Regions from separate parts of the Homo sapiens genome. Here region 1 is linked to region 2. The links are chromatin loops, found by intact Hi-C in ENCODE. Cell type or tissue: mammary epithelial cell. All regions are shown on one strand. Each heading gives the region's core, and the rest is flanking DNA. Links, peaks and the distances in the headings are about the cores only.

Evidence for each region. Hi-C counts contacts between places; a loop is a spot of excess contacts. Peaks named below come from ENCODE experiments on the same cell type or tissue, not always from the same donor. Only the 100,000 strongest peaks of a DNase experiment are listed, where the experiment ranks them.
Region 1: a loop joins it to region 2, with 13 times the contacts of the local background. A loop is called at or near these places in 10 of 110 quality-filtered maps.

The regions. Positions count from the first base shown.
Region 1 is chr2:188,758,069-188,774,624 of GRCh38, forward strand. All of the region lies in intron 1 of DIRC1 (disrupted in renal carcinoma 1), which reads right to left. It overlaps LOC105373790 (a long non-coding RNA gene), which reads left to right. Exons shown (of 4, transcript XR_923685.3): 4 at 1-1,829. Among named protein-coding and RNA genes, the nearest start is that of DIRC1, 24 kb to the right of the region's middle. In mammary epithelial cell, for the core only: a CTCF peak has its summit at 7,635 (motif pointing right); a DNase peak (open chromatin) is centred at 7,653; H3K27me3 peaks cover 364 bases.
Region 2 is chr2:188,978,873-188,988,421 of GRCh38, forward strand. COL3A1 (collagen type III alpha 1 chain) reads left to right here. Exons shown (of 51, transcript NM_000090.4): 2 at 5,888-6,090; 3 at 6,325-6,375; 4 at 6,793-6,906; 5 at 8,187-8,267; 6 at 9,209-9,262. It overlaps LOC105373791 (a long non-coding RNA gene), which reads right to left and starts at 5,947. Exons shown (of 3, transcript XR_007087614.1): 1 at 5,839-5,947. In mammary epithelial cell, for the core only: CTCF peaks have their summits at 4,745 (motif pointing right) and 5,504; no DNase peak of the experiment used is centred there.

The DNA.
Region 1 (16,556 bases), core at 3,299-11,298, 220 kb before region 2:
AAATTGGTAAAAAAAAAAAAAAAAAAAAAAGCTAAATATTTTAACACATTTCTAAATGTTAATTGTTGTTTAGTATGAAAGTACAGAATTGTAGCCACAGACACAAAGAAAGATTGCACCTAATCTTTTGTCCATGTACCTCTCCAGGTGCTTACAAGAAAGGTTTAGGATACCAGAGACAGCTCCTGCTTAATGCAAGCATTGGGGAGAAATTTACCAACCACTGTGAGAAAGGCACAATGAACTTGTGTATCATTATTGCCTTTTTGGCACAAAGTCCCAACTAGATCATTCTTGTCTGTCTACACATTGAAAAAAAAAAGCCTTGCACCACTGAAAGAGGGACACAATATATTATATCTTTCAGGAAATACATGGAAATCCATTGTAGTGTGGGAAAATAAAGAGAAAAAAAGCACTTGATGTTGGGACAAAGTAGGACATTAGAAGTCCTCTACCACAGTGGAGGCAGGATCACTGAAAAAGACCTAAGACCTGGGAATATAGGGTTTGCCTAAGACTGATGCTAAAGCAGAACAAGAGAAAAGCCTCTCCATTCCCCAGCACCATACTACCAAGTAATGTGTGTTAAGTAATATCAGTCTACTGCTGAAAGAGAGGCAACAACACAGAGAGAGGTCTTCTCTGATTAGTAAGGCTATAAAAAAATATAGAACTAAAGACAGAACAGAATCGTTGAGGAAATCTCCCTGAAACTAAGGTCCTGTCATAAGCTCAAAGAAAAGCTAGAAAACATTTAAACCAATGGTGTCCCCAAATCATTGCAACAGCAAAACCTAAATCTTGCTCAAACCCTGACTAGATTAACTCAATCTGCCAGGCTAAAAGTCTAGCATAAAGAGACATGTTCATTTCACACATAAGCAATATTTATTTTCATCTATATTGTCTCAGACACAATGTCCAGTATCTATCAAAAAATTACAGAACAATGAAGTGAGAAAAACAATATGCTGGCAAGATATATTGGAATCAATAAAACCAGGTCCATATATGATCCAAATATGGAACTATGGAACTATGAAACAGAAAATTTAAAATAACTAAAATTACTGTATTTAAAAACTTTTTTTAAAAAAAGTGGATAGCATGCACATACTAGAGTTGAGAAAAAAATTATAAAAACAGATTTTATTTATTTATTTATTTATTTTGAGATGGAGTTTCGCTCTTGTTGCTGAGGCTGGAGTACAATGGCACGATCTCGGGTCACCACAACCTCTACCTCCCAGGTTCAAACGATTCTCCTGCCTCAGTCTCCCAAGTAGCTGAGATTACAGGCATGCGCCACCAAGCCTGGCTAATTTTGTATTTTTAGTAGAGATGGGGTTTCTCCATGTTGGTCAGGCTGGTCTCAAACTCACAACCTCAAGTGATCTGCTCACCTCAGCCTCCCAAAGTGCTGGGATTACAGGCGTGAGCCACTGTGCCTGGCCAAAAACAGATTTTAAATTTCATCAGAATGATGAAAACTGTAAGGAAGAAAGAGAAATGATGGATATATGAAACATAGTAGTTGAAATAAGAAAAATGCCTTTGACAAAGAAAGAAGAATTGGTAAATATGAAGATAGTTCAATAGAAAGAAACTAGGCTAAATCACAAAGAGCAAAAAGAAAAGACTAATGCATGCAAGACCTTAGGGACGACATTAATCAGTCTAACATAGGTGTAATAGGAGTCACAAAAGAAGAAGAGAAGCAAAACATGGAAGGGAAATACTGTAAGTTAGTGGCTGAGAATTTTTCAAAAAATAATGAAAGATGTGAAACCACAGATCAAAGAAATTCATAGAGAACCAAGCAGAATAAACTGACTAGCTATTTAACTAAATAAATAAATCACCTAAAATAGCATATGAAAAATGCTAAAAACTAAAGGTAAAAAGGAAATCTTGAAGGAATCCAGAAAAAAATAACATATTTAAATACAGAATAATATATATTTTACGTATCTGTATATATATATGTATATATATATATATATATATATATATATATGTCTATGAATGATAGCAGACTTCTCAAGACTGCATTCAAAATTACAGAAACCAGAGGAAGTGACATGTTTAAAATGCCAAACAGACCAGAAAAGGTCAACCCAGAATACTTTACCAAGTATAAATAACTTTCAAAAATAAAAGAGAAGGCTTGTTTCAAACAAACAGACAGGAGATAATTTATAACAATAAACACCTACAACAAAAATATTAAAAGAAGTTCTTCAGGCAAAATTAATATCATAGCAGATAAAAACTTGTATCCACACAACTGACTGAGGAGCAATGGGAGTTTTATGTATAAATAAAAGTACATATAATACAAAGAAAATTAATTTTCTTTCTTATTTTAATTGTTCTATTGACTAATGAATAATGAAGCTTAATGAGAGCTTCAACATATTCAGCTCACAGTTGGACTCTGTTTCAAACCTGAAATGTAGTTATTCTGTGTGGTGGGTTGTTATCCAAAGCTGAATGTTAAAAATCAAATATTTATTATTTGCTTTAATGTAGATTGGCGTCTAAAAATATTTAATCAACAAGTGAACTAAATGACAATTCTTATCCCCTGTTACTCATCATCAATACTGAATAAGCCAATTTAAAATTATTAAAGTTATTTCCTTCTTACAGCTTGTGAAAACAATTATAAGGAAAATGTTGGAGAAGAGGAAATGGAGATATAAAGAAAATAATGATTGTCTACTTGAAACAGAAAAATTACTGTCTTCAACCAGATAGATTTAATCAAATTTCAGTGATAATAAAAAAGTCTTATATGAAGTCTTATATGAAGGATATAATTTTGATAACATGAAAGCCAACAATTAGCAACTAAAGGCCTTAACACTCATAGTTCATAATTCAAAAACAAATAGTGCTTTTCCAACAGTATCTGTCATTGAAATCCAGGTACATGTTTGTTAGTAAAACAGAGTTTAATAGCAAGGTGAACATTTCTATTCAGTACTCTTTCTAGAATTTTGCTAATAAAGATATAAAGGAAAGAAGGTTGAATGCCAATAAATCTATGTTGGCAAAATGTTCATAGAGATTTAATGTCAAATATAAATCTTTTACTTCCAATTTTATTAAAGAGCCCCATAACTATGCATCATTTAGAGATCAGTGCATAATTCCAACATCCAAGGTTATTGTAACCTGAGGAAAAACCATTCTTAGTGATTAAAACTTCTAACTTATCAAATATTCGGTTGGTTTATTTTTCAGGGAAATTATACTAGCAAGTATCTCTGTGTGATGCAATATTTATATGTTCTTCTTGACAATTTTGGACAGGAAGCTGTCAACTGAGGAACAAAATCTAAAACATATCACAAAAGAGTGTATTTTGCAAAAACATGAGCCTTTCAATCAGAGGCTATTCAAGGGAGCATATGAGATCTCTTTGAGAAAACACAGTATCTGCAATACAGGGAGAAAAATTAAACTAATGATGTAAAAGCGCTAGTCTTCAAAGAAAATGATTCAGATTTAAGCTGCAATTGACAGAAATAATTGCCTGGTCTTATCGCTTTATCAACATATAGCTTTCACTTTCTTGGTGGTTGGTTTTGAAAAATTGATATTAATTAGATAATTAATTATGTATTATTAAAATTCCTGTGTAAAAAGAAGCCTTCTGTAGGTTCTTAATACACAATGACTTTCTTTACAATAATTGGCAAGTAAAGTAAAATGAAGTACAATGTATGGGAATTTTGTGAATTTATTTTACTCCTCAAACATTAATGTCATATGTATCATTTAACTTATTAAGTTTAAAATGTACAGATACCATTTTAATTTTAGATGTAACACTAAATTGTGAAATTTCAGGGGCACCAATTTACTTACTGAAATATAAATGGATATGCTATTTTAGCAGGAGTTGTTCTGGTAGTCTGTATGAGCAAGCTCATCATCCTTTTCTGCATATAATATAATATATGCTTTAATAGGCCAGAGATCACCAGGGAAATAACACAGAAAAAATGGAGTTTCAAAAGTAAACATACGCTTCTTTATACACAATAAAGAAAAGAAATCAGTACTTAAATACCATTAGGATTAAGAGCTTCTTCATCAAAAATAGAGACAACAGACGTGTTGAGGGAAAATTAATATAGAAACAAAATAGCAAATATAACATTGAATAGAAAAAATTAGCTAATTACAGTCTTTCATCTCTGCTTACTAGAGAAGCAAAGCCCAATTTTAAAGAAATGGAAATTGTTAGTGAATGCCAAGTGGATTTTTCCATGTGTTAAAGCTCTTTGGCGTAGAACCTATATGTATTTATCCAGATGTTAAATGTGGGAATTATGATGTTTAATGGTAACTGGAAGTGCATTTGAAGTACAGAATAGTAATAAAATATAGGTAACTATTTTTGCAAAAAACAATTCTATTTCATTCCTAAAGGAATCTAGGATCATACTCTGTTATAAATGTTAAAAAAATGGAGGTACAAACAAACACAAAATTGCATTACTTCTAAAGTTCACACTTTAGTTCACAAAATAGATTGAAATTTTCTAAAAAAGGTTGGATGTGAAATATTCAATAGTCTCTAAAAGATACATTTTAATATTATATGTTTAGGAATAACATTTTCTGAGTGTGCTCTGGTAATTCTTTCCATAGGAGGCTATAGGAGTGAGGCAGTACTGTACGGTGGGTAAGAACACGCACTCTGGGTCACCCAGATCTGGGTTGTAACCCAGTCCTACCATGTATAAACTGTGTGAACTTGAGAAGATCACTAACCTCTCAGAGCCTCAGTGTCCTTATCTGTAAAAAATGATGAGTACCCACCCCAAAGAACTCCTGTGAGTATTAAAGTCAATCAATTCAAATGATTATGATTATTATAATCAACAAGAAATTCTGTTCACAGTGTACTAGGTTGATTATGATTATTATGACCATCAAAAATGACCAAGTGTATAACAGAATAATTACACTCTTCTTGTTTCATGAAAGATATTACCACCAATGGTGCCCCAAGGTTTGGCTGATACCACTGAGAGATCTGTTGTCACATAAGAGGTGCCCCCCAACCCCAAATCATTCAGTTTTCAGTGAGCTTCAAGATCATTTTACCTCCATGCCTTGTGACTCTGAAAGTCCTTTTATCTCATTAGTTTCCTTAGTCTTCAGGAGCATAGTGAGTATGTGAAGAATCTAACATAAGATTGAGAAAAGTAGGCAGGTGCTAGGTTCGTATAGATTCTTGAAGATCATGCTAAGGAATTTTGTTTGTGTGCAATGATAAATGCATGAAAATATCACCATGGTTGCTGGGAGAAGGAAAAAAAGTGGCACTAATATTTGGTAAACACATATGGTACAATGATAATCAGCCGTGTAAATTCAGATTGAAATCTAAAACGGGGGAGAATCTCATAAGAATTTATATAAAAAGTAAATATGTTCTAAAGATATATAAAATACAAATTATCTAATTCATTTTTCAATATTTAACTTTTGCTCCAAAAATGTTTGAGAAATGGTTCTCAAAATGACTAAGCTAATAAAAAAATTAATATTTGGTTAACTTCCACTTTGTAACTCATGTTCTAGAAACTACATTTTATTTCTGTTACTTATTCCTCTCTTTGCTTTAACCATTATTAGTTTTCTTAAAAAGTCAGTTAAAATTATGTCAAGAACACATTAATCCTTGATATTCTACTAATCTTTACATCATTCTGAAACCTATTATTCAGACTAAATGAGCAAGTTCTCATGGAGTACTAATAAGAATAAGGTCAATGTTTTCATCTCCATAGTACATTAAGTAGCTTTGCTCAAAGCAAAACTCATGGTCTCAGACTCACCATTAATTCATCTAAGTTCATTTAAAAATTTTGCATTAGTCAAGGGTTGGGTTCCAGAACTTGATTATAATTGCTAGAAGTCAATCACAGAGGGGTAATTAAAAATGAATTGCTCCTTACTTAACTGAGAAAGCAGAAACTCAAAAAGGAACATTGGCTCCCACTGAAGAGAATGAGATTGAATGTCAATGACCCCGCTTCCAAGCCCAGTACTGTCATTATCTAATTTCCGAGAATGACTGGTTAAAACATTTTAGCTTAAAAAATAAAGTAAATAGTAATAATAATAAAGAGAAGAAGTAAAAATGTATTCCCCTCAATTTATTAAATAAGTGAAGTACATGGAATATAAGTCTAACTTTTGCAGAGAGGAAGGTCATTAGGATCTTTAGCATTTCCAAGAAACTTATCTTCTAGTTCTTACAAATATCCTTAGTGGGGTCTATAGTGGATTTACTTATTTTGCATAATATGATTCCCAAGTTCAAAAGGAGAAAACTTGCTGAGAAGAAGGTCTCTGGTGGTTAAGCAAGCAATTCCTTAGTATTCAGCAATAACAAATGCAACGAAGAAAAAATAGAATACCAATTATATCCAATGCAAAAGATTGGAAAGACAGACCCTATTTGGTCAATAACATCTTATAATGATAGAAATTCAGGGAAAGTCCACAAGCAGAAAAGTATGACAAAGCAAATGAGAAATAAAGTAATGAAAACTATAAGAGAAAATAACATTATCACAAGGCAGCAAGGGTCATTATTTAGTCCAATGCTCCACATTCACAACTGAATCTCTAGCTTTTTCTATGCAGCACAGTAAAATGATTTGAGAAAAAGGCACAACATTCTATATTTGGGGGGAATAGTTCTACCAAGAAAGGTTTACATTTTAAAAAGGAGGGGAAACAAAGTTTTATAGAACATTAACTTGCCCGACGTCACTTATTTCTCGGGGTTGTTGCATAATTGAGTTTTTAACTTTTCCTTTCAATGACATAACATGAAGTGTTGCATTTATTATTGTTTAAATTATATTGTTATGTAAATATTTGGTCTCTTCTTGTTTAAAAAAATTATTTCTTACAGAGGTATTATGTAAAAGTACAATAGCTTGTATTTAGTAAGTCTTCAATAATTACATATTGATTGATTATATTGTACATTGATTACTGATAAAATTATGTTTATTCCTACTTTCTTAGTTAAACTTTAACTCATTCATTCACATTCTAATTAAACTGGATATTGAATTTTTAAATTAGGAATTATAAACCTAAAACACATTGCTAACATTTATCAAAAATGAATAGTTAAAACATGAATAGATCCATACTAATGCTGTAACATTACACATAAAAAACTCTCACTTCTAAGTATTTTCACTAATTTAATTATTAGGATTTACTGATAGATTTCCAACTTAAGTAAATTAATATTGAAATATATTGTCAGTGTTAAATTTTAGAAGTGTATTGAAATATCATTCAAAAAAAGTCCTTTCCTTCCTTCCTGTGTCTTCCTTCTTTTCCATTCTTGCTGTCAGCCCCATATTTCAGTCTCTTTTTACTCTCTTTAGTATTATGTAGTGGCCTAAAATTATGAAGTCACCTTCATGCCTACATCTTTTACCAACTTCAGCTATTGAATATTGCTGAAAAATTAATTCTTCTAAAGCATGTGTATGTTGTTGTGTCACTAGCCTGTTAGTATCTCCATTGGCTTTCCTGATGAATGAGGTCCACGCTTCTCATCTTAGCCTTCAAAGTTCCCCACAAGGGGGCCACAATCTAACATTAGTGCTGGCTGTGTACCAAACACACTGAACAATTAACTACTCTATAAATTACTCATGACATGTGAATACTTGACTCCATTCTCTCTATCTGAATGCCTTGCCTTCTGTATTTCTGTATGCCAAAATATTATTCGGCCTCAAAGATGAGCTAGTTATTTTCCGGTGAATACCAATGGATTTTATTTGAGTCTGTCATATTGTTTTATCATCCTATCATAGTTTTGTGATTATGTTCAATGTCTCAATTTATTTGGAAAACTACCCAGTAGGGGTTGTTTTGTTTTCCTTGCAATCTCCTCTCTGCTCAGCATTGTACTTTTTTCACAGTAGATTCATTAAATATTAGTTAAATAGTTGAACTGAAATGTAAATGTGCCTTACTTTCCAAGTTGCCTTACTCAGAACTGAATATTAAATGTTTTGAAGTTGATGTAATTTGTATCCCTATGTTACTAAACCAAAATAGAAATTGTCCCATTTTGCATTTGTTCCCATTGTTTTCCATGGAATTGTCAAATGCTAAAATCTGATTTCAATTAGAAGAAATAGATAATGCATATAATTAGTGGTCTTGGAAGGATAAAAGAAAAATAAGCCACATTCCTATCTCATTAGAAATAAGAAAATTTGCTTTCTGAGGTGCTGGCTAACCATGAACCAAATCTCTGGGAGAATTTTTACCAATGAGTAAAGTCTCTCATTCAGTGGTTGTATTTATTGCCTAAAAAAGTGATTCTTAATTTTTTGGAGGTTATTTTTGTTTCATGATACTCATTCATCCTAAATATCCTTTCTTTAGAGTATTTGTGATTTCAAAAAAGATTAAATGAATTAAGATCTACTTTGTTCTGAAATCTTTAAGGGATAGTGGGGCTTGAGATTTCTATGATGCTGTTGAAAATAATTTTGGACATTCCGGGTTATTGCACAAGCAGATTGAGAAGCTCTGGCTTATGTCATTCAATGGTGCCACTTTCTTAACAAGAACACATATTGTGCATTTTATAAACATCTAGCCAGAATTAAATACGTAATCAGATTTTCAGCACTTTGAATCAAAATTTAATGATATGGTGAATCTAAGAAAATTTTTGGTTTGACTTGCGTAATTCATTAAGTCTCTCTATATAACCTTTTTACATTTATTAATAGCCACTAAAACATTTGACATTTCTTATTTGTTAAGTTTAAGTAATTCAAACAATACATTTTCCATCCAATGATAATTCCTTTTGTCTAAATATCATTTTATTAGAACCAGAATTTTTCCTGCATGTTGCTGCTTTACTCAGTGAACATTTGCATAATGTCAAACATTTGTTGTCCATGTTTTTTTTTTCACACCCTTTAAATTCTTTCAGCCCTTTTCTCTCTTACTCATCAGTTGGCTTAGATGAGAAGAATTACTTTTACCTGTTTGAATATGTCAATTCCATATATTTACAGAATACCTCTCTTCTTCATATTCCCATCAACTTTCTGAGACAAATATACCCAGAATGTTAATGTGGTTTTAAAAGAAACATACATAAACAAGTTATTGTTAAATTAATTATCCAAGAATAAAAATGGCTTTTAACACGTGTTCCATTATCCATCCACACAATGAAGACAAGCTGTTCTCTACTACTTTACAGAATTTGGCAGAGGAAGACTTTGAACTGTGAACTGAAGAAGAGAGAGAAAAGAACTCTATATAGATAGTTTACATATGTGTCCATGAGATTTTTCCTAGTGTGCACTAAAGTCTGTAGAAAATAACTTACAATGTCCTTGGTATTTCATGTGCTGTTTTATTGTCAATGTGGTAAAATTTCCATTGGCATAATTAATTTTACATTAAATCTCACCTTCCACTTTTGTGAAATTTTTTAAACAGTTGAGAGAAAACACTGCGTAAACAGAATTTTTTGGCAGCCTTGTACGACCTATGTGCTCTGAGAATCAGAGTTGGTGTGGTGGCCACCTCTCACTTACTTTTCCCCCATGTAAATTCTGCATTTTGGCAAACAAAAAAATGCTGAATGCCAAAGTTATGATAGAAAGTTCATGATGGTAATTTGTGAAATTTAAAATATAAAACAATTGTGGAAAATAGTCACCATACCTTATGTGAAAAATATCCTTGATATGAGCATATTCAATGTTGTTTAACAATATTTTAAAATGAGTTAAAACAGCAAAATGTGGATTTAATTCTCAAGAAAGGCCTTTCCAGATTAAAACACATAAGTAGACACAAACACATAGATGACACAATTTGATATGAAGTTAAATCTACCCACTGGAGCATACATCTCTTCACAGCTCTGCAAGACTGCTGGTTTGGTCTCCCGTTTTTAAGAACGGGAAAATCACTTCTCATAATTATACAACAAAGAGAGATCTTTTTCTTTTTTTAAATTTTTTTTAAATTATACCTTAAGTTCTAGGGTACATGTGCACAATGTGAGGGTTTCTTACATATGTATACATGTGCCATGTTGCTGTGCTGCACCCATTAACTCGTCGTTTACATTAGATATATCTCCTAATGCTATCCCTCCCCCTTCCCCACCCCATGACAGGCCCCGGTGTGTGATGTTCCCCTTCCCGTGTCCAAGTGTTCTCATTCTTCAATTCCCACCTGTGAGTGAGAGCATGCAGTGTTTGATTTTTTGTCCTTGTGATAGTTTGCTCAGAATGATGGTTTCCAGCTTCATCCATGTCCCTACAAAAGACATGAACTCATCATTTCTTACAGCTGCATAGTATTCCATGGTGTATATGTGCCACATTTTCTTAATCCAGTCTGTCATTGATGGACATTTGGGTTGGTTCCAAGTCTTTGCTATTGTGAATAGTGCTGCAATAAACATACATGTGCATGTGCCTTTATAGCAGCATGATTTATAATCCTCTGGGTATATACCCAGTAATGGGATGGCTGGGTCAAATGGTATTTCTAGTTCTAGATCCTTGAGGAATCGCCACACTGACTTCCACAATAGTTGAACTAGTTTACAGTCCCACCAACAGTGTAAAACTGTTCCTACTTCTCCACATCCTCTCCAGCACCTGTTTCCTGACTTTTTAATGATCACCGTTCTAACTGGTGTGAGATGGTATCTCATTGTGGTTTTGATTTGCATTTCTCTGATGGCCAGTGATAATGAGCATTTTTTCATGTGTCTGTTGGCTGCATAAATGTCTTCTTTTGGGAAGTGTCTGTTCATATCCTTCGCCCACTTTTTGATGGGGTTGTTTGTTTTTTTCTTGTAAATTTGTTTGAGTTCTTTGTAGATTCTGGATATTAACCCTTTGTCTGATAAGTGGATTGCAAAAATTTTCTCCCATTCTGTAGGTTGCCTGTTCACTCTGATGGTAGTTTCTTTCTTTCTTTCTTTCTTTTTTTTTTTTTTTTTACAAGGTCTAGGGCCCTTTATTTTATTTTAGTTCTGGATTACATGTGCAGGTTTGTTACATAGGTAAACATGTGCCATGGTGGTTTGCTGCACTTATCAACCCATCACCTAGGTATTAAGCCCAGCATGCATTAGCTATTTATCCTGATATTCTGCCTTCCCCAGCCCCTCCCCAGAAAGGCACCAGTGTCTGTTGTTCCCCTTCCTGTGTCCATGTATGTTCAGCTCCCCCTAATACATGAAAACATGTGATGTTTGGTTTTCTGTTCCTGTGTTAGTTTGTTGATGGTAGTTTCTTTTGCTGTGCAGAAGCTCTTTAGTTTAATTAGATCCCATTTGTCAATTTTGGCTTTTGTTTGCATTGCTTTTGGTGTTGTAGACATGAAGTCCTTGCCCACGCCTATGTCCTGAATGGTATTGCCTAGGTTTTCTTCTAGGGTTTTTATGGTTTTAGGTCTAACATTTAAGTCTTTAATCCATCTTGAATTAATTTTAGTACAAGGTGTAAGGAAGAGATCCAGTTTCAGCTTTCTACATATGGCTAGCCAGTTTTCGCAGCACCATTTATTAAATAAACCATTGCTTGTTTTTATCATGTTTGTCAAAGATCAGATGGTTGTAGATGTGTGGTGTTATTTCTGAGGTCTCTGTTTTGTTCCATTGGTCTGCGTTCAAAATAAGTTTCCTGACACTTTAAATAGAGGATCATATTATTTATAAGTAGTATTCATTTCCCCACCCTCACTTATAAATAGTCCCTTACTTAAAAGCAATTTCCTAGACTTGCTAATTATTCAGATGCATTTGATATGCTGCACAATATCCACCAAAATGCTACAATCTAGCCTAAATCCTAGTTAAAAAAAAAATGAAAGGAGGAAAACAAAGATAAAGGAAAACATGGGAGATGTGTCGGAAAATCAGACTGACAAAACAATTCATGTTCTCACCCATGCTGAATTTAACTCATTTCTCAGTTCTTGATATTAACTTAGACAGTGACCAGGCAACACTCTCACTGCTAATGGCATCACATTTATACAGAAGTACATAATTACTATACTTTTATAATATAGGATTATGACTTTTATAATAAACATCCAACTCAGCCTATTCCACTTGTATTTCGGTTACCTAAAGCATAGTGTCAGGGGGAAAGGAGTTTGTTATATGTTATTTTTTAAAAAATTTTTACTTCTCATCATTTGAATTTAAAGAATCTGTTTTTAACTTAACAAGAACAGTTTTGAGATTTCTTGTAACTCTTAGGTCCAAAGCTGGGTAGAATGTGTTCTTCTAAATGAAACGTGGGTGAAAGTGTTGTAGTGGACATGCATGGCTGGAACAAAGCTGGCTGGTCAGCCTGCCACAGCCACGTTGAGAAAGGGGAATAAGAAAGAGCTAACGTGATTTTTAAAGAGGTGCCTATGCTCAGTGATGGTTTCTGCCAGATTTAGTCATGTGCAAATTTTTATGTTTTCAGAATTAGGCCATTTATTATTCTGCTCCGTGAAAATTAATTAGACGCTAATTAAATCCCAGGCATGGTAAACAAATCATGGTTTCATGGAGTTTATAATCTAGTGAGAAAGACAAACATTAATCAAACTAGCATCATACAAATATATGCTTTTTTATATATAGCAATAAATATATTCTTGGATACTATGGAGAATTAGGTGTGTGAGACTGTGAGAATGTAACGTAAGAGTGTTTGACCTGACCTATAAGGCCCAGAAAGTCTTCCCTAAGAAGGTGAACTATGAAATACAACTGGGAGTTAACTAAGGAAAGAAAACTGTGGGTAACAGCAGATATGCTACATGCAGAGGAAACGTCATGTGCAAAGTCCCTGTGATGAGAATCAGTTTGCCTGTTTTCTTATCCAGCAGCCGTTGGTTAAATGAGATGTCACATCCCTCTGATGCTTGAACCAATACTACAAATACACTCCGCAGAGGGGCTTGCAGCCATTTTCCAGAATGATTGTTACCTGAAGACAAATAACTCCCAGATTTTTGAGAACTGTTGTATCTGATTCTAAGCTGTAACTGACACCAGAGAATCCCGAACCCCATCTTTCCCTTGGGTTGAATTACAGATTTGTGAATACCGGGTGATGTAAGGAGAGTTCAATGTGTCTCTGAACCACATTGTAGTGATTTTCCCCATCCCAGAATGTTTACATGAGATGGATTTAAATGATGTCTTGTAGAACACTCAATTGGTTCTTTGGTGGCTGGAGTAAGAGCCATTAAGCCAGGAAAGGCCAAATGGGAGCCCTTGTACCACACAATGACCACCACTGTGACCAGTGTGAACCCAACAGTCCCTGACCTGACAAAGATGTTGAATTAGAACAATACTAATACTACTGAAGACTTAAAAAAGCAGGATAGAGTCTCCATGATAGGTCCACTCAATTGATCTATTTAGCCCTAACCCAAACCAGGTAGACTGTGGAAGCTCTAAAGTTAACTGCATTGTAGCTCTAATAGAAGTAGCTGAGCAAGAAGTACTATTGTGGCATATCAGCCCAGCCTTTCACACTTGTTCTTTTCAAATTTATCAATAAAGGGAATTGAAAGTAGTTTGCTAATTTATGGGAAAGAAAGTAGTGCACATTCACTATCTTGATCACTAAAGTAACACCCCTGTGGTCTGTCACAATATAGTCTGTTGGGTCATTGATTGTTTTAATGTTCTGTGGGATATCATCCTTGTCTGCTGCATGAATGATATCATGCTAACTGAACATGATAAGCAGTATGTGGTAAGTATTTTGTATGCCCTAGTCAGATACTTATGAACATGGAAATGGTAGGATATAAACTCCATGAGGATTCAGTCATTTGCTAAATTAGTCAACATTTTGGGTGTCAGAAGTATGCTAGAATGCTCCTTTGTGAAGTTAAATACAAGTTATTGCCTCTTTCACCCCTTATTACTAAGAAAGGGGCATGCCACTTGAAAGTTTATGAGGATGTTGAAGGCAGTATATGGTACATTTGGGGACACTTCTCTTCCATATTTATCAAGTGAATCCTAAAGTTGTCAATAGAAGAAACTAGCAAGTCAAGGATGCCATACATGTTGTTCAACCACTCAGGTTGTAGATATGGCACATCCAGTGGTGCTAGATATGTGTGTGGTAGATAAGGATGCTCAATGGAGTCTTGGTAAAAATAATAGCAGTGTAGCACAAACTCCTAGGATTATGGAGCTACTCTATCTTTAAAGAGCAAAATGTGGCTAAATACAATAGATTTTCTTTCTCTTGAGTTTTCTAAATTATGTTTGACAATAAACACCACGATAATAACACTGTCTGATTTGGTTCTAAATATCTGTGGAGAAAAATATTTAAGACAGTTATATTATAAATGAGAAAGGGTCAAGGAACATAAAGGAATATAAGGTTTCTTCATATTGCTCTAGTTGGTAAAATGACAACAGTAGCATATGAGGTGTGTGTGTGTGTGAGTGTGTGAATACATATATAGTAATAACTGGAGTAGTCAGTGAAAAGCTATACAAAAGGACACACTCAAAAACAGTATAAATCAAAATAGGTTTCTCCAAAATGTTCAAGTAGCACACAGAAAGGTAAGAAAAAGACAACAGAGATGAAAATCAGAAAGAACAGAAGAAAAAAATAAAATGGCAGACACAGTGCTAAATATTGTTATAATAAATGTAAAGTCTTAATGAACCAGTTAAAAAACAAAGATTGACAGGATAGATTTAAAAATATGATCCAAATATATGCTACCTACAAAAAACTAACTTCAAATAAAATGGTAAAGTGAGGTTGAAGAAATTAGGAAAAATTAAATATCTTGCAGACATTAATTGAAAGAAAGCAGAAGCGGCTAAACTAATGTAGTAACATGCCATGAAATGATATTTTAGTCAATGACAGACTGCATATACCATGGTAGTCTCATAAGATTACAAAATTATATTCTTACTGTACCTTTTCTATGTTTAGATACACAAATACTTACCATTGTGTCCTAATTGCCTACATTATTTAGCACATAGCATGCTGTTCAGGTTTGTAGCCTAAAAGCCACAGGATGTATAATATAGGCTAGGTGTTTAGTCAGCTGTACTATTTAGGTTTGTACAAATACACTCTACAATGTTTGCACAATAATGATATTGCTTAATCACTCATTTCTCAGAAAGTATGTAATAAGAGATGCATGCCTGTATTACATAGAGTAGAATTCAAAGTAAATTACCAGAGATAGAAGGACATTATACAATTACCCCTCCATATCAGTGGGTTCTGCATCCATGGAGTCAACCAACCATAGATAGAAAATATTTATTTTAAGAAAGGATGATTGCATTTCTATTGAACATGTAAGACTTTTTTGTCTCTTGTCATTATTCCCTAAACAATACAATATAACAACTATTTACATAGCATTAGTATTATAGTAGGTATTATAAATAGTCTAGGGATGATTTAAAGTATAGAAGAGACTATGCCTAGATTATATGCAAGTACTATGCCATTGTATATAAGGGACTTGTATTTTGGTACCCATGGGGGTTCCGGAACCAATCCTTGATGAATATAAAGGGATGAATGTATGGTGATAAAATAGTCAATCTACAAAAAAGACATAGTGAACCTAAATGTTTATGTACCATACAACAGAATTGCAAAATGTATGAAGCAAAAATGATTCACATGAAAGATAAATAAATAAATAAATAAATAAATCTTTAATTATTGTAGTTGTAGATTTTAACACTCCTCTGTTAACAATTGATAGAACATTTAGACAGAAAAACAGCAAGGATATAGAACCTAACAACACCACTTCTAAACAGAATCTAATTGACATTTATTGAACACTTTCCTCAACAACAGCAAAGTACATCTTCTTTTCAAGTACTCATGGAACATATACCAAGGCAGGTCATATCATTAGCCATGAAACAAATGTCAACAAATTTTTAAAAACTGAGATAATATGGAATGTTCTTTCCAAATACAATACAATCAAGCAAGAAGTCATCAATAGAAAGATAACAGGAAAATCTTTTAACATTTGAAAACTAAGCCACATACTATGAAATAACTCATGGCTCAAAAAGGAAATCTCAAGGGAAATCAAGAAATGCAGTGAACTGAATGAAAATGAAAATACATCAAAATTTTTAAGACACAGCAAAAGCAGTGCTGGAAGGAAAATTTGTAAGATTAAAAAGAGTATAGTAGGAAATAAGAAAAGTTGCAAATCAATAGTCTAAGCTCAATAATCAAGAAAAAGAAAAGTAAAATAAACCCCAAACAACTAGAAGGAAAGAAATAATAAAGATAAAAGCAGATATCAGTGAAACTGAAAAAAAAGAAAGAGAAAAAGCAATGAAACAAAAAGCCTGTTCTTTAAAACTATTAATAAAATATTCAAACCCCCAGCAAAACAAAGAAATAAGAAGACAAAAAATACTAATATCAGGAATGAAACAG
Region 2 (9,549 bases), core at 1,540-9,539:
TCTTACATAAATCATTTGTGAACTGCAGTTGGGGGAGTTACATTAACCACCAGAGTTTCAGTCTGTGTCTAATGAAAACACAGCAGAAGTGGATTCCTTTCAGATTAACTAATAAAACCCTTGTTTTTTTCCATGACTGAGGTCAAGCACTGCTGTTTAAAATGTAGTCTTAATGAACAAAATGAAACGTTGAAAGAGGACGAGTCAAAATGCCCAAAAGATGTAAACATCAAAGAGAAAAGATCCAGAAATTATTAAAAGTTAAACTTCCCTTGAATTCTAGTATTAAGAAAGTACTGCTTCAGTAAAATGGCATATATTTTTCTGAAACTGTTTTTCTATAGTATTTTGTGTGGAGGATGACAGAGACTGCATTTCTCAAGTAAATTAAAATCACAGAAATACTCTTTGGAGTTGCATAGCATGTTCACAACGTTCCAGTTTCATTCAGTGAAAACTTCTGATGAACTTAGATGTATATTAACATGAATCATTTAGTAACTATATTTTCTGAAAAACAGTGTGTTAATGAGACATCTTAAACATATTTTTGCATTGGATGCAGAAGTCTTTTCTGTCTGGTACTATTGTTGTTAGAACCCTACTTTTTTGTATATAGCAAAATGTATGCAGGGTTTCTGAGTCACACATTTATTCTGTTGGTGGTCTGGATGTCATCAGGGTAGCTTTAGAGATATAACCCTTCTTCATAAGGTCAAGAGAAAATAAACAGGAGAATTTAACTCCAGATGGCATCTTCCTGTTTTGAGGCCAGATAGAAAAATATTTTGCAAAGAACTGTTGTCCTTCAAAATATACCTATCTAGATTCAGATTTTAACCTTGCAGGGATAAAAAATCATATGGGACAGAGCTTTGGAGTTGGCTTCTTTAATCGTACTCAGTTTTGAAATAGCAGAAAGAAAATAGAATGCAGTAATTAAGAGTATCAAATTTAGAGAAAGCCTTCTTACACTCAGATCTTCTTTTTCACCCTGACTGTGTAACCTTGGGAAAATTACTTAATGTTTCTGCAGTTAAGATTCCTCATCTGTAAAATTAGGATTATGACAGCTGTAAGCTCATAAGGCCTTTGGGAGTATGAAGCAAAATAGATATTCAAACTACTCAGAGCAGTCCCTACAAGATAGGAGGTACTATAGCACTAGTTTTACTAACGCTGGCAAATAAAATTACTCTAAGGAAGAAATTAAAGTACTTAGTAACTTAGTGATAAGGATGGTGAAATGTAAAATTTTATTTATAAGACTATACAATTTAAAGTTGTTTGCCAAATGTAATAAGACAAGTAGAATATATTCTCTTCAATGTTTTTATAATTTGACACTAAGAAGATTTTATTATATATGCAATTGCTGGTGGTTAGATATATGATACTTAAAATTTTCTAATTATCTAATTATTTTTATTTTTAACAGGATAAAATATTAATCAACTTAAAGGACATTTCTAAGGAGATTGAATTCTAAAAGATTAATCTTTTAGACAATTCTAAAAGATTAATCTTTTAGACAATTCTAAAAGATTAATCTTTTAGACAATTCTAAAAGATTAATCTTTTAGACAATTCTAAAAGATTAATTGAATTCTAAAAGATTAATCAACTTAAAGGACATTTCTAAGGAGATTGAAAAAGCATATATCTATAAAATATGAAACAAGAAAATATCTACAAATGATAATTTATCAACTTTTTTTCCTGGAGGTAGCAAGAATAAATAAAATCTTATTTTCTATGCAAAACAGTGCTTTTAAATTAAAATTATTCACCTAGAATGTCTACAGATACTTTCTTCAGAGTCCTTTTTGTTAAGTAATCTAACATATTTTAAGATACTCTGATAAATACATAAGCAGCAGAAAAAATATTTTATTAAAATTTATGTTTTCCAAACAATATCATTTAAAAGGCAAACCAAACATTATTTCAATTGGAAACTATATGAATGCCAAATACCCACATGTACAAAATATTCAGCTTTCTAAAGTAATGAAAATAATTATGATAATTTATATATCATATCTGTGATTCTTAGATTTTCAGATTATACAACATCTTTTCCCAGATAAGGATTTAGTAAGAAGAGAAAAGGAAAAAACATTCACTTTTCATTCAAGCCAAATTAATTAATTTAATTAGGTGCTTTAGGGAATAATATTATTGCTCCAAAAATAGTATTAAGACAAACATAACATTCATTTTTTGTCCAAACAATATGATTTCTTCAAGTCAGCATGATTTAACATGAAGAATGGAAACAAAAAAATCACAAAATAGTAAGCTTTATGCACATCTAAAAATATAAAATTATGTTATTTGGCTTTATTTTTCTCTAAAATTCCAAAATAGAAAACTAGGAAAGAAGCAGCTAAGAGTGGTTTAAGACATGTGTTAGCTTCAATATGTTTTATATTATAGATCCCAGCAAGGAGATGATTGAGTTTAATACATTGCTTGTGTGATCACAAGTAAATTTCTTTCAGAATTGTACTTCGTAGTAAGGAACAGAAACACCAAATGACATGGGAGATGGAATTTAAAATTAATTATAAATTGGAACAGAGAGATTTAGTTTAAACAACTAAAATAATGGAAATAATTGGAAAGTCCATTACTTTTCAATAGTAGAATGAAATTATTTGCCTTTTATTTAATATTTTTGGAAAAAATTAACTTATTTTTTTAACCGAAGCTACTCTGAATGCAGATATCTAAGAAATGAAGAGAATAATATGAGATGACTTACTTCTAAATCCCATTTTCTATTCTATTTCTAAATGTTGCAAATGGCTAACTAGAGCATTTTTATTCCTCTAGAAACAAAACATTCTTTTCCTTGACTTTGCCATGATTTTCGCACATATTACTAGGTATTAAATGAAGGTCCATGAAACATCAATCTAAGAGCTTTAACTTTCAGTAGAATATATTGCTAACTATATTTTGTCATGCATGGAATAATAAAGGAAGCTATACAAAACTATTTTTTTCAGCAAAGGTAACTAAGGTAGAAAAACAGAGAAAGGGCTAATTTTCAGCCACAAGTTTTTACAGGAACTGACTTCTCAGGAGAGCCAAATTTATTTCAAGTGGATGTGAAATAAGTTATGGCAATAAATAAAGTTGCATTAATTCTTATTTTTTAAACATTCCAACTCTCTTTTTTTTACTTAAAACAATATGACTTTCTAAAGTAAAACAAAACATACATGCACCATGTTGACTGTCATGTGCAGGTGAGAAGAGAAAAATATTTTAAGAATATGATAATTTTTAAAATTGCACTAAAATAATCTTTATATTGAGGCCTCCGTGTTTTAAAAAGTACTATAATATGTTTCTAATAAAATTTAGAAACAATAAGCTAAATAACAACGTTAATACTTATAACATTGCATTTGACCCAATTTTAACAAACTCATTTACAATTTTAATAAGTCAATATTGTGCTCATTTATTTAATAATTAGCAGAACAAATGGAAAGTACTGTATTTCTAATGATGTGAGGACACCCTTAATGAGACATAAACATAGGAGGATGAATACACAGGAGGGAAAAGTATTTATGTTAATTTCTAGGCAGATCAAGAACATATAGAAGATACTTAAAATAGGAAATGTTTGAGCCTAGCTTTAACTATTATCTTCATTTGTCTTTAATATGCCTTTAGTATTCAATGGCTGTTTTTCATAATCCACGTGCTGTATTAAGTGTGAAAAGATATGCCTGATCCAGAGGCAATGAGCTAAAAGAATCATCTGTACAATCTAACAATGCTTTTGAGGATGGATCTGGAGGGCTTAAAATACACATTATTAATGGGAAAATCTTGGGCTGAAACTAATCTGTAGGAATATTTCATATAAAGTTGATTTGGAGAAAATTTTTAAGTGGTTCATTTTGAGAAAAGGAACCAATGTAATTACAGTGTTCCATGTAATTTTACTGCACAATCTTCCAAACCCAAATTTTCGGACCTTTTCTGCAGACTGGTGAACTTAGTACTTAAATATGAAACGCCAGTTCTGTCTAGAGAACAAAATGAGTTTAATGCATAGACTCACCTGTTATTACTCTTCACACCAATGTGTAAATGACTGTTTGCTCTTCTATTAAATATATTTTCCGTAACACCATTCAAATAGGCCTACTTCATTTCCACTGAGATAAGCATTTTGGTATTCAGCTTTTATATTCACTAAGAATTAAGAAATGCTGTTTTAAAAGCTTAGGAAATGTATATAGAAAATATATCCCATGTTCTCATATATGTGTTTCAGACATAGGGGAGGAATTAGAATAAATTTTCTAAATAAACAAATTATTTGCCTACTTAAAATTGCAATTAAAAAATGAAGCTTTCCTTCGTTAGCTGTAAACTACATTGAGAAATTGTAACATAAAAAAGAATGGATTTTTAAAACTTCTTGAGTAGATCAAGTGTCTTGTACAATATCATTAAATTTGTATCAGAACACATAAATGGAAATGAGGTGGGGAAGCAATTGCAGTACTTTCTAGAGTCTAGGTTTTGAAATTCTTTTTGGTGAACATTTACTAAATCAGCTAAACATTTCAACTCATTTAAACACAAACCTAAATTATTATTACCCTAGACAGAGAGATGATATAGCAACGGGACCTCGAAAAGGTGATCTTTTGTGGCTGCATGTAGTGCCCAGATGGAAAAATCTTAGGACCACTAAAAGGCCTCTTGACCACTAGGCGGCAAAAACTAATTTTGAACTACTTGCCTACTCGGTAGCAGGCCTCTTTCAATAGACATTTTAAATATCTTGGCTTTGAGAAAATAAAAATTTCACCATCTCACAAAAATATAAATTACTGAACAGTACATCATTTGTTGTTTGCAAAAATTTTTGCAGATGCTTAGAAACTTATTATTTATTTACTCAATTACTGGCAAACTATCATACTAATTGTCAAGAACTAAAGTTGTATTTAACCACAATACACAGCTAATGCCTTAAGAATTGAGACCAGGTTTTGTTTTGGCAATTCCTAAGCTGATTCATAGTTAATAGCTGCTGAAATTTCAGTACCTTGTATATAATTATGAAGCAAGTCTAAAATTTTGGTTGAAGCAATTTTTTTTACCATTTTAAGCCACAAATACAGATGGTTATGATTCATATTTTCCCTATTATTTTTACTTATTCCTTGCCAATGTTTATTTTAAAAACATCTTTTTCTTTTCTTTTTGGTGATTTGGAAATGTCTTTACATCCATATGGGATATACAATATATTATGTCATATCATGTTGAGCTACTAATGCCAAATAGAGCTAACAGTGACATTCAATACACATAATAAGTTCTGTTAAAACTTTCCCAGGAAAATCTGGTAGAGTTTTATGCTGCCAAGATTAGCTCAGTTTTCCCCTGAATTTCTCAACTAGGTTGATAAAATCCAGAAAGTCTTCAGAGTTAGTGACAAAATCATCTCTTTAGTTTAATGCTCCCATCTGCTGTTAAGGCAAAGAATAGCAATTGGGTAGAAGAGCTTATTTTCAATGTTCCTTTAATAAATAAATGTTTAAATGCTTGTGTGATATACATTGATGTTAATTCTTACTATAAATGAAATTAAAATATCTGCTGGTCTTAAGGAAAATTGACTATGGTGTGCCAATTTTATGTTAACAAGCAGATATGATATTTTAATTAATTTCTTGCTACTTAGCAAATTACATAGGGCAAGTATAATTTTCTAATGAAAGGAAGAAATTATTTGTTTCAAACCTTTTCAACTTTGGCTATTGTTAATAGTCCTAACAGAGTAACAAAAATCACCTTTCAGCAAAACCTAAGGAAACTTCACGTCATCTAACTTGTTTTTCAGCTGTTGAAGGAGGATGTTCCCATCTTGGTCAGTCCTATGCGGATAGAGATGTCTGGAAGCCAGAACCATGCCAAATATGTGTCTGTGACTCAGGATCCGTTCTCTGCGATGACATAATATGTGACGATCAAGAATTAGACTGCCCCAACCCAGAAATTCCATTTGGAGAATGTTGTGCAGTTTGCCCACAGCCTCCAACTGCTGTGAGTTTAAAGATAAACTGTACATCTTCAATATTCATATTTAGACACATGAATAGCTCCTATATCATAGGAGCCTAAAAGGGAATGAAAGTCATGTTCATCAAATAGCCATGTTTGTATTACGAGTAAAAAGTGACCGTTTCAATTTAAAGATAAGGATTGGTTAGAATCTGGGTTACTAAATAATATGCAAATTCTGTGTCTTGTTTAACTTGTTTCTTTTCCATTTATTAGCCTACTCGCCCTCCTAATGGTCAAGGACCTCAAGGCCCCAAGGGAGATCCAGTAAGTAAACATTCTTCAGTAGAATAAAATTAATACTAATGATAATTCTAGTAAGAGTTTGCTTTTTCTAGATTTGAGCTTTCATCATACATTCTCTTCATTACCACATATTTGAATAATGGCACCAAACAACAGACTGAGAATCCATAATTGTACGTGTAAAGATTTCAATTTCCCAAACTTCATATTATGTCTTCACCCCCATGATCAGTTTAAAGAAAATGTGTAGGTCAATATACAAAGGAATACATTATACTTAAATTATTCACAAGATTTTGATTAAAAAGTATGTGTTATAAAGAAAATATATTACTTATATTGTTTCCTAATATTATAAAGTAGAGAAACAACAATCTGATAATGATTGTGAATCACCAGGATTTTTCACTATTTAATTTATTTTTATCTCTTTTTTAGGGCCCTCCTGGTATTCCTGGGAGAAATGGTGACCCTGGTATTCCAGGACAACCAGGGTCCCCTGGTTCTCCTGGCCCCCCTGGAATCTGTGAATCATGCCCTACTGGTCCTCAGGTATAACAATTACGGTACTTAAAAAATTCCCTCATAAAACTATCTAGTTCATCTTCTTTCTTTACTCGATATTACGTCTCACTATTATGAGTTCTTTGTATCTGTTCTCTGATTCAGTGTATTTAATAAATCCTTATTTAGTGCTTCTATGTATTAGGCACTATTCTAAGTACTTTATAAGTATTCATTTTTCCTCATAATGCTAATGTCATTGCTACTATATCCTTGGAAAATTTGCTAATTTCTCAGCAGATATATAGCATACACATTATGTTTAAGAAGTGAACTATGAACTTAACAAAAAAAATTAACCTAAATAATTTAGTTAGTACTGTATCCATACTTTATTCTCCTACTAATACCAATGTCAAAGCCTCTAAAAGTTTAGACAAAAAGAAGTTGAAGAACTGTTAGTATTCCTATTGAACAGGATTATTTCTGCCTATGAAACTGCTCTTGCTAATACTTCAGAGCACACCTTGCTTCTCCTGAAGCATGGCAGCCAAATAAATCTGCAGGTAAAACAACCAAACAAATAAATATGACAAAATTTCTGTTGCATGGAATTAGGTGAAACGAGAAAATATATTACACAAATTTTTGTGAGGTTAAAAAGTGCATTTCAAAAAGCAATTCAACAAGAACCAAAGTATATTGTCTAAGTTATTCTTATTCTAGTAACCAAACAGAACCTAACTCTAGACCTGGAACTTAGAATTTAAAAAAAGCTTCAAAGAAATCTAATAAGCATATGAGCCTTTCTACTATTTTTTGGTTTATTTTCTATGGAGATGTTTATTTTTGAGTGAATCTTTTAGTCATATTAACCAGAATCCAGGGGATATGAATTTTACTTGTATCATTAAGTGTTTGAAAAATAATTTGACTTCATTTTTTTGCTCAAAATGAGAAGGTGTATTATATGATCTCGAGACTCTTTTGGCCTCAAACAGCCTATGATCCTATGTTTGTAATGATGTAGCTACTGCTTAGAAATAATAGCTTAAGTAAGCGCATAATAGGAAAAATTGGGGGGAACTAACATTGAACACAGTGGAAAGATTTGTGCATCCCACAAGAAAATGCTTCTGTAGGATATCTAACGTCTAAATCTACAGAAAGACACGATAAACAAGATAATTAGTGAATACATACCACATCTTTTGGCACACAAAAACCTATCAGTAGACAGTAGATGTTGCATGCACTTCTAAATGCTTTTTAAAAGAATTATGAACTGTCTGTTAAAATGATCATATCTATTTGTCTCCTTGCCACAGAACTATTCTCCCCAGTATGATTCATATGATGTCAAGTCTGGAGTAGCAGTAGGAGGACTCGCAGGCTATCCTGGACCAGCTGTACGTACAAATGTTTCTCAGCATTTTGGAGCTTTATTATCTTTCTGGTTTGTAAAATCTTGAATGGTTGCTCTTCTAGGAATTCAGTATTTTTATGGAATTGTACAAAATAGCTTACCCCTACTAAGGTTGGAAAAGAAAATGGTAGCATTATCATGTTCTTTCTATCTTATTCATATTATTAAACCTATTTTTAATCACATATAAATTTTTACTAAAAAAAAAAACCAAAGTCAACACTTATTAACATCTCAGAAAAGTGTTTATAAGAGAAAATGGAAATATACAAACTATTGTTTTATAAATTTACTATCAGTATTTAGAAACAGCATGTTACAAAACTGAAGCATACTGTTTTCAGCTTGCTGAAGGTTTTCTAGTTTAATCTGTATTTCTGAACAATGATAAATCAATTGTCCTATGTATGATGATTCTTGCATGATCATATAAATCTCTATGTCAATTAACTCTGTGATAGATATATCAACATAATTATGGGACTTTTGGGTTGATTTACATTATTATTTTAGATACTTGATTATAGGATTTCTAGTGTGCCAATAAATGTTTTTCTGCACTGAGTTTGGCTGCCAAGCGAGAAATTGCTTCTTCACCAGTGCAATATAACCCTAACATTGCAGGGATTTTCATAGCATTATGTACTAGTTTTTCCAGATTTTTAATTCCCTTCCTTAAGAGTTCAGGACAACATTTTATAACATTTATTAATAATTTATATAGAATCTGTGAGAATTTCATTACAGTAATGTTTGCTTGCTAAGATCTTCATTATAGATCTCATGAATAGTTATCAAAAAGTTATCAAAAGATGAGATATAGTTGTTCATAGTTTTAACAATGCGAGTGTCATTGCTTTGAAGCATGGATAAAGTGTATTTTGCATTCATTTATTTTGTTTTTCATTCAAATTCACATTCCAGGGCCCCCCAGGCCCTCCCGGTCCCCCTGGTACATCTGGTCATCCTGGTTCCCCTGTAAGTATAGCCATTGGTGGTGTTTTCTTCCTCATTTTTAGAAAAATCAAATTAATATATATTCTGCTATAATTCAGCCATTCCAGCATGCATAATCCCAGTTAACTAGAGAAATCATAACCAAGAAACTGATTAAGGCTTCAAAGATGGAATTCCATATTTAATTCCTTTCCACCAACAGTTATTAGCAATTGAAATCTTGGTAAAATTAAACCACATTAATTTGCATGTAATATGACTTTTAGTTCAAAACCATTCAGTTTTGATGGATTGCAATGAATGGAATG